Linked DNA regions of Homo sapiens: region 1 is linked to region 2. The links are chromatin loops, found by intact Hi-C in ENCODE. Cell type or tissue: PC-9. All regions are shown on one strand. Each heading gives the region's core, and the rest is flanking DNA. Links, peaks and the distances in the headings are about the cores only.

What was found. A loop is a pair of places that touch in the nucleus more often than their neighbours do. Peaks named below come from ENCODE experiments on the same cell type or tissue, not always from the same donor. Only the 100,000 strongest peaks of a DNase experiment are listed, where the experiment ranks them.
Region 1: it touches region 2 in a loop (2.6-fold over the local background); 2 of 110 quality-filtered maps call a loop at or near these places.

What each region holds. Positions count from the first base shown.
Region 1 is chr20:54,381,081-54,384,001 of GRCh38, forward strand. No RefSeq gene overlaps it. Among named protein-coding and RNA genes, the nearest start is that of DOK5, 93 kb to the right of the region's middle. In PC-9, for the core only: no CTCF peak of the experiment used is centred there; a DNase peak (open chromatin) is centred at 1,521.
Region 2 is chr20:54,218,160-54,221,080 of GRCh38, forward strand. PFDN4 (prefoldin subunit 4) reads left to right here. Exons shown (of 4, transcript NM_002623.4): 4 at 860-1,802. The coding sequence ends at 991. Among named protein-coding and RNA genes, the nearest start is that of PFDN4, 12 kb to the left of the region's middle. In PC-9, for the core only: CTCF peaks have their summits at 1,855 (motif pointing right) and 2,055; a DNase peak (open chromatin) is centred at 1,862; H3K27ac peaks cover 403 bases.

The DNA.
Region 1 (2,921 bases), core at 238-2,737, 160 kb after region 2:
GCCCACGGTCCAAATCTAGCCCATTCTTTCTTTTTGTACAGCTGCTAAACTAAGAAATGTTTTCTTAGCCTGTGCGTAGTGGCTCACACCTATAATCTCAGCACTTTGGGAGGCCAAGAGAGGTAGGAGGATCACCTGATCTCAGGAGTTCAAGACCAGCCTGGGCAAAACAGTGAGACCCTGTCTCAATAAAAAAATAAAAATATATAATAAATAAGTAGATAAAAAAGAAATGTATACTTAATATATATTTTTAAATGGTTGAAAAAACTCAAAAGAACAATAATATTTGTGGCATGTGAAAATGACATGAAATTTAAATTCCTATAAATAAAGTTTTATTGAAAGACAGCCAGGCCCATTCATTTATGCATTTTCTGTGGCTGCTTGTGTGCTACAATGGTAGAGGTGGGTCTTGGTAGTAACGACTGCATGATTCAGAAAGCCAAAATATTTACTATCTGATCCATTATAGAAATAAATGTGCCATCTGCTTCCCTCTGTCTGCCATGGCCCCTGTTGGCTCTCATTCTTCCATTCACCCCTGCAGCCAAATGCTTCCACCTCACCCTCCTCATTGCTGTTCTTTGAACCTGGTGCTGTTCTCTCTGCTCAGACCCTTTGCTTTACTTCTCCCTTGGCTTAAATTTTGCTTTTTGTTTTCGTTATTTTTTGCAGATGTCTGAATGGTTTTCTTTTTCATTCACTTCATGTCTTTATCCAGATCTTTCCTTCTCACTAAGACCTTCTGAGCCATTCTATTTAAAAGTGCCAACCTCCTCCTTCCCACCTCTTTCCCTTTCTGTGGTTAATTTGTCTCCAAAACTTCTCTTTCTCTCACATTCTCAAATTTTTACTTAATTATTTTGCTTATTGTTTGTCTTCACAATCTAGAATGTTAAATTCTATGAGGTCAGGAATTTTTTGTCTTCCTTTTTTTTTCACCTTTTTTTTTTACTGCTAACTTCTTAGGACTAAACCAGTTTCTGGCCCACAGTAGATGCTCAATAAATATTTGTTGTATCAGTGCCTGAATATACATTGAAAACACATGCCTATTTTGTGATGGTGTCATCTATGTACTATATATAGAGAGAGATCTTTGGGTAGGGAGTTTTTTTTTTTTTTTTTTTTTTTTTTAATAGAAGACAAAGTCTTTGGTATTAAATTTGTCTTCACCGTGGTTTTTCTAGATTCTTCCTTTTGAGTGCTTTCCATTCTGCTAACAGGATGAGTACAACCTTCAATTTCCTATTGGTAAAACCATTTCTGTCTGAGGCCAGATCAAACCTGGTGTAGTCAGAGTTTACTGACAAAAGCACCTGAAATTTCTCTTGATTCTGTTCATGGAATTGGCCCTGAATGAGGCTCCTCTTTCTCTTGCCTCATAATCCTGAGTTCAGTTCCTTAAATCGTGTTCACTCCTGTAGCAATAATTGTAAAAATTCACCTTGATTGAATGCTTTCCTTGCCAGGTACTCTACACAGTCACAGATTTATTTACTCCTGAGGGAAGCAGTTGAGTACGAGCAGGTTTTTTTTTTTTTGGAAGAGATCTCAGGTTACACTGCATGAAAGTGGAGAAGTGAGACCTGCAAGGCAGGAAAGCATATAAAGTGTGCAATAAAGGGCAAGTTACCACTGTGGGCAACCAGGGCTCAATCTGCTGGGACCCTCTGGGTGACTATCAGAGCACAACCCGTGTTTGTCTCCCAAGAGATGAGGAAACAGGGGTATTGTTTGAAAGTTATTCCTGGGAAATGACTTTCCAGTCTTGATCCTTCTGATCAGCCTAATGATCAGGCTAAGAACGTGTACTGGCCAGAGACCTCTATCAGGCAGAGAGAAGAAAATCAGCTGTAGCTGTGTACTGTGGATAATCACCTTCAGTTTCTGTGCAGTAGCCCAGGTGATATGGTAGGGCATTGGCAACATCTGCTCAGGCACTTTCCATCATTATCTTCCTTAATTTTCCCAATGACTACATGAGATCAGTCATTACTGCCTCCATTTTACAGACACCCAAACTGAGATTCCGAGAAATATAAGGTGGGCAAGAGTGAAAGAGCCACAATTCCATTTTGAGACTGTCTGATTCCTAATCCTGTGCTTGTGGCCACTGGGCATCCCAACTCTTCCAAAGCCATGTTGCTAAGTGGTCCCCTTCTTAACCACAAAATCCTGCTAATTATTTTTTTGGATCCACTGTCAGCACAGCCATACAAATGTATACTTTCTCTCTTTCAGCCTTTCCATGATCCACCAAACAGCTCCAGCATCCACCCCTACAATAAGTAACATCTGAGGACCTTTCTTCTTCCATTTCCTCCTCAAAATGTCTTTTTTTTTTCTTCTAGTTTCTGCAAGGCTTTTCTCCTCCTTTGCTCTAGGTCTTTGTTCAGATATTGTCTTCTCATTAGGACTTCCCAAACCTTTCTATTTAAAAGCCACACCCTCCTTCCTCACCCTTTTTGCCTAGACTTTAGGCCAGAGGTGGCTTGGAATGAAGCATGGGCTTTGGAATTAGATTCATCTAGCATTGAATGTTGCAGCCAGAGTGTTCTTTTAAAAATGCAAATCTGATCACACCAGCCTCTTCTCCCTCTTCTCCTTTGAAGCACTTACATTACTTTCTGTTGCTCTTAGAACAAAGACCACATTTCTTAACACAACCTCAGGGCCCTGCACGTGCTGCCCACCTCACTAATGTCAAACTACACCCCTTGCTGCTAACCCCCTGACTAACAAAGTAAGTAATATTTCTGTAATTGTTTTGAGTCCTTCAAATGCTGTATGCTCCCTTCTACCACAGGGCCTTTGCACATACTCTTCTTTCTGTCTGAAATACCCTTGTCCTTTCTGATGTTTCAATGATCATCTCAACATCACTTCCTGAAGGAAGTCTTCTCTGATATCACTAT
Region 2 (2,921 bases), core at 310-2,809:
GGAAGGAACTTAATGGCTTTTTTTTTTTTTTTTAAAACAAAGAGTATATGTTAAAATTTATTTAATCTATTAATGAGGGAAGCATTAACATTACAAAACTGGTTTTAGAATTGAAGAGGCTAAGTATCTATAGATAGGTAGGTAGAAAGAATTGTCCTTTGGAATTGTATTTTCTTTTTTTTAATTATAAATTGACAATTTATAATTGTATAAATTTATGGTGTAAAACGGGATGTTATAATTTATTAATACAATATGGAATAATTAAATCAAGATAGTTAACATGTCTATCACCTCAAATACTTAGAAAATATCTGAGTTTTCACTGGGCAAAGCTGCTCTTTCTTACAAATGAGGCACTTTTTACCACTCTTTTCCAAAGTTTAGCTCCAGAGGCCTCAAAGTTAGTGAAAATTTCTGCCAGATTTGGATCATAAGTTGTTCTTCTTAATTATTGGTGGTTGGTGGTGTGAGTTTCTATCATTTCCTGTAGTCTCATAGTTATTTTTGTTGTTGGAAAAAGCTGGGTTAGAAGCCAGCAGGCCCAGGATAAACTATTTATAGAAGTCTTTGTATTTGGTTCTTTGTTAGGAAATAATTTAGACAGTAATTTTTTACTATTTTTTAGATCAGCAGAAACTGAGAAAACAAACTTGATTTATTCTGTGATAAGCAGATATGGACCATGAATTAAAAATGCCCACATTCAGACATTTAGATCTAATTATCAGTGTTACTTAGCTGCCTGTCCAAGTTTAGAAGGTTCTTGACCTAAAATTCTTCCCAAATATTATTTCAGACACAGATGCTCAGAAATCATCCTATTGAATAGAATTAATTTAAAATATTTTTTTTCCAGAAAAATTTGCAAGAAGAAATTGACGCCTTAGAATCCAGAGTGGAATCAATTCAGCGAGTGTTAGCAGATTTGAAAGTTCAGTTGTATGCAAAATTCGGGAGCAACATAAACCTTGAAGCTGATGAAAGTTAAACATTTTATAATACTTTTTTTATTTGTTTAATAAACTTGAATATTGTTTAAAATGATAATTTTCCTTCTTCAAATGACATGGAAAGCAAAACTTTCTTTTTTAAAAATTTTCATTTATTTAATGGAAACTTGCCCATTTTCACATGTCTGCTTATTTATTTTATATTTTTAAAAGAAGACAGTATTCACCTATGTATTTTGCATAACGATTATATCAAGTCTAGGGGCTTCATGTCATGTTATTAAAATCAGTTAAGCAATCTTTTATGTTTCTATATTATTTAGAATATTTGTTGTTGCAATTTTCACATAAGAAAATTTAACAGTTGTGTCATGTTGTTTCTGTCTGATTTTAATTGCTGTCTAATGACGGGGAAAGCACGATGAAAAGATGTACAATCCTGCATCCTTGCTTATTTCACAACTAAAGCTTTGTCATAGACTTCAAAATATATATGTATATATTTTATTTAAATATATGTTACATATTATATTTAAACATACATATTTAACATTTTTTACATATCTATCAATATCAGAGATTTGGGTAAAAGAATGGGTAATGTTTAAACATGTGGAGGCATGTGGAGCTTTATACAAACAGGGCAGAACCACAGAAGAACGTTTTAGAAACCAAGAGATGTGCAGAAAGAAATGTTTAGTGTTTTTTCGTTTTAAATTTTAGATTTTATTTTAGTGCTTTGTAATTAATTGGGGTTTATATTGATAAAGATGTGGAAGTTAAACAGCTATGTATGTAAAAGTAAGGCTTATTTCTTAAATAAAGGATGCATTTCTTCCCACTCCCCCACAAAAGACAAACATTTTGGGATTTGGGAGACCTAAATGTATTAACTTTCCAGCAGATGGCACTGATGTGCCAAATGTGAATGGAAGGATCCTAACACAACAATGAGATTGTTAGGATTAAATATACATAATTTTAGAGGAAATATTTTTAATTTTTAAGGCTAAACTGCATATGTATTTTTTGGTTCAGTGTTTATAAACATGAATTCAGGCTTAAAGATAGATGATTATATAATTTCTAAAATTCTTAATACTATAAAGGCAGTTTTTTCTTTTCTTTTTTTTTTTTGAGATGGCATCTCACTCTGTTGTCTAGGCTGGAGTGCAGTGGTGCGATCTCGGCTCACCGCAACCTCCACTTCCTGGGTTCAAGCGATTCTGCCACCTTAGCTTCCAGAGTAGCTGGGATTACAGGGACTTGTCACCACTCCCAAATAATTGTATTTTTAGTAGAGACATGGTTTCACCATGTTGGCCAGGATGGTCTCCATCTCTTGATCTTGTGATCTGCCCGCCTCGGCTTCCCAAAGTGCTGGGATTACAGGCGAGCCATTGTGCCCGGCCAAAGGCAAATTTTTAAATTGCTGCAAAAATCTTCCCAAATAGTGATATTCCAGTTCTGGAAAATGACTCTTACCAAAAAAATGCAAGGATATTTTTTTCTTGCATCCATTTGGTTAATGTTCAGTTAGAGGATTGAGGCTGGGGAGGTAGTCAATCAAGTTGCAGCAGGAAATAAGATCAGAATAATTTGAGGAAACTCTCACCAAAGTTAACAATGGTGCCGGGTGACCACTAGGGTCCTTTTGGACCCTCAAAGGCCAGGGGAGAGAGCAACTGCCCACTTCACTCCCTGACCAGGGAAAGTTGCTTTTCATCTGGGGAGGAACACAGCCAGCCTGTGTCATACCTGCAGTGGTAGAGCCAGGGGACTAGACATCCTGACCTCATTCTCCCTCCAAAATCCACCTGTGTCCCACCATTGGCCAAACCCAACCAGAATCCGGAGGTGGTCCATAGAAGTCAGTCGCCTGCAGGGCCTGGGAGGGGTGGGGAATGGATAGGTCTGGGGATCCCCCAGTGGAAGATCTAGCATAGGAGGGCGACTAAAGTTTAGCCC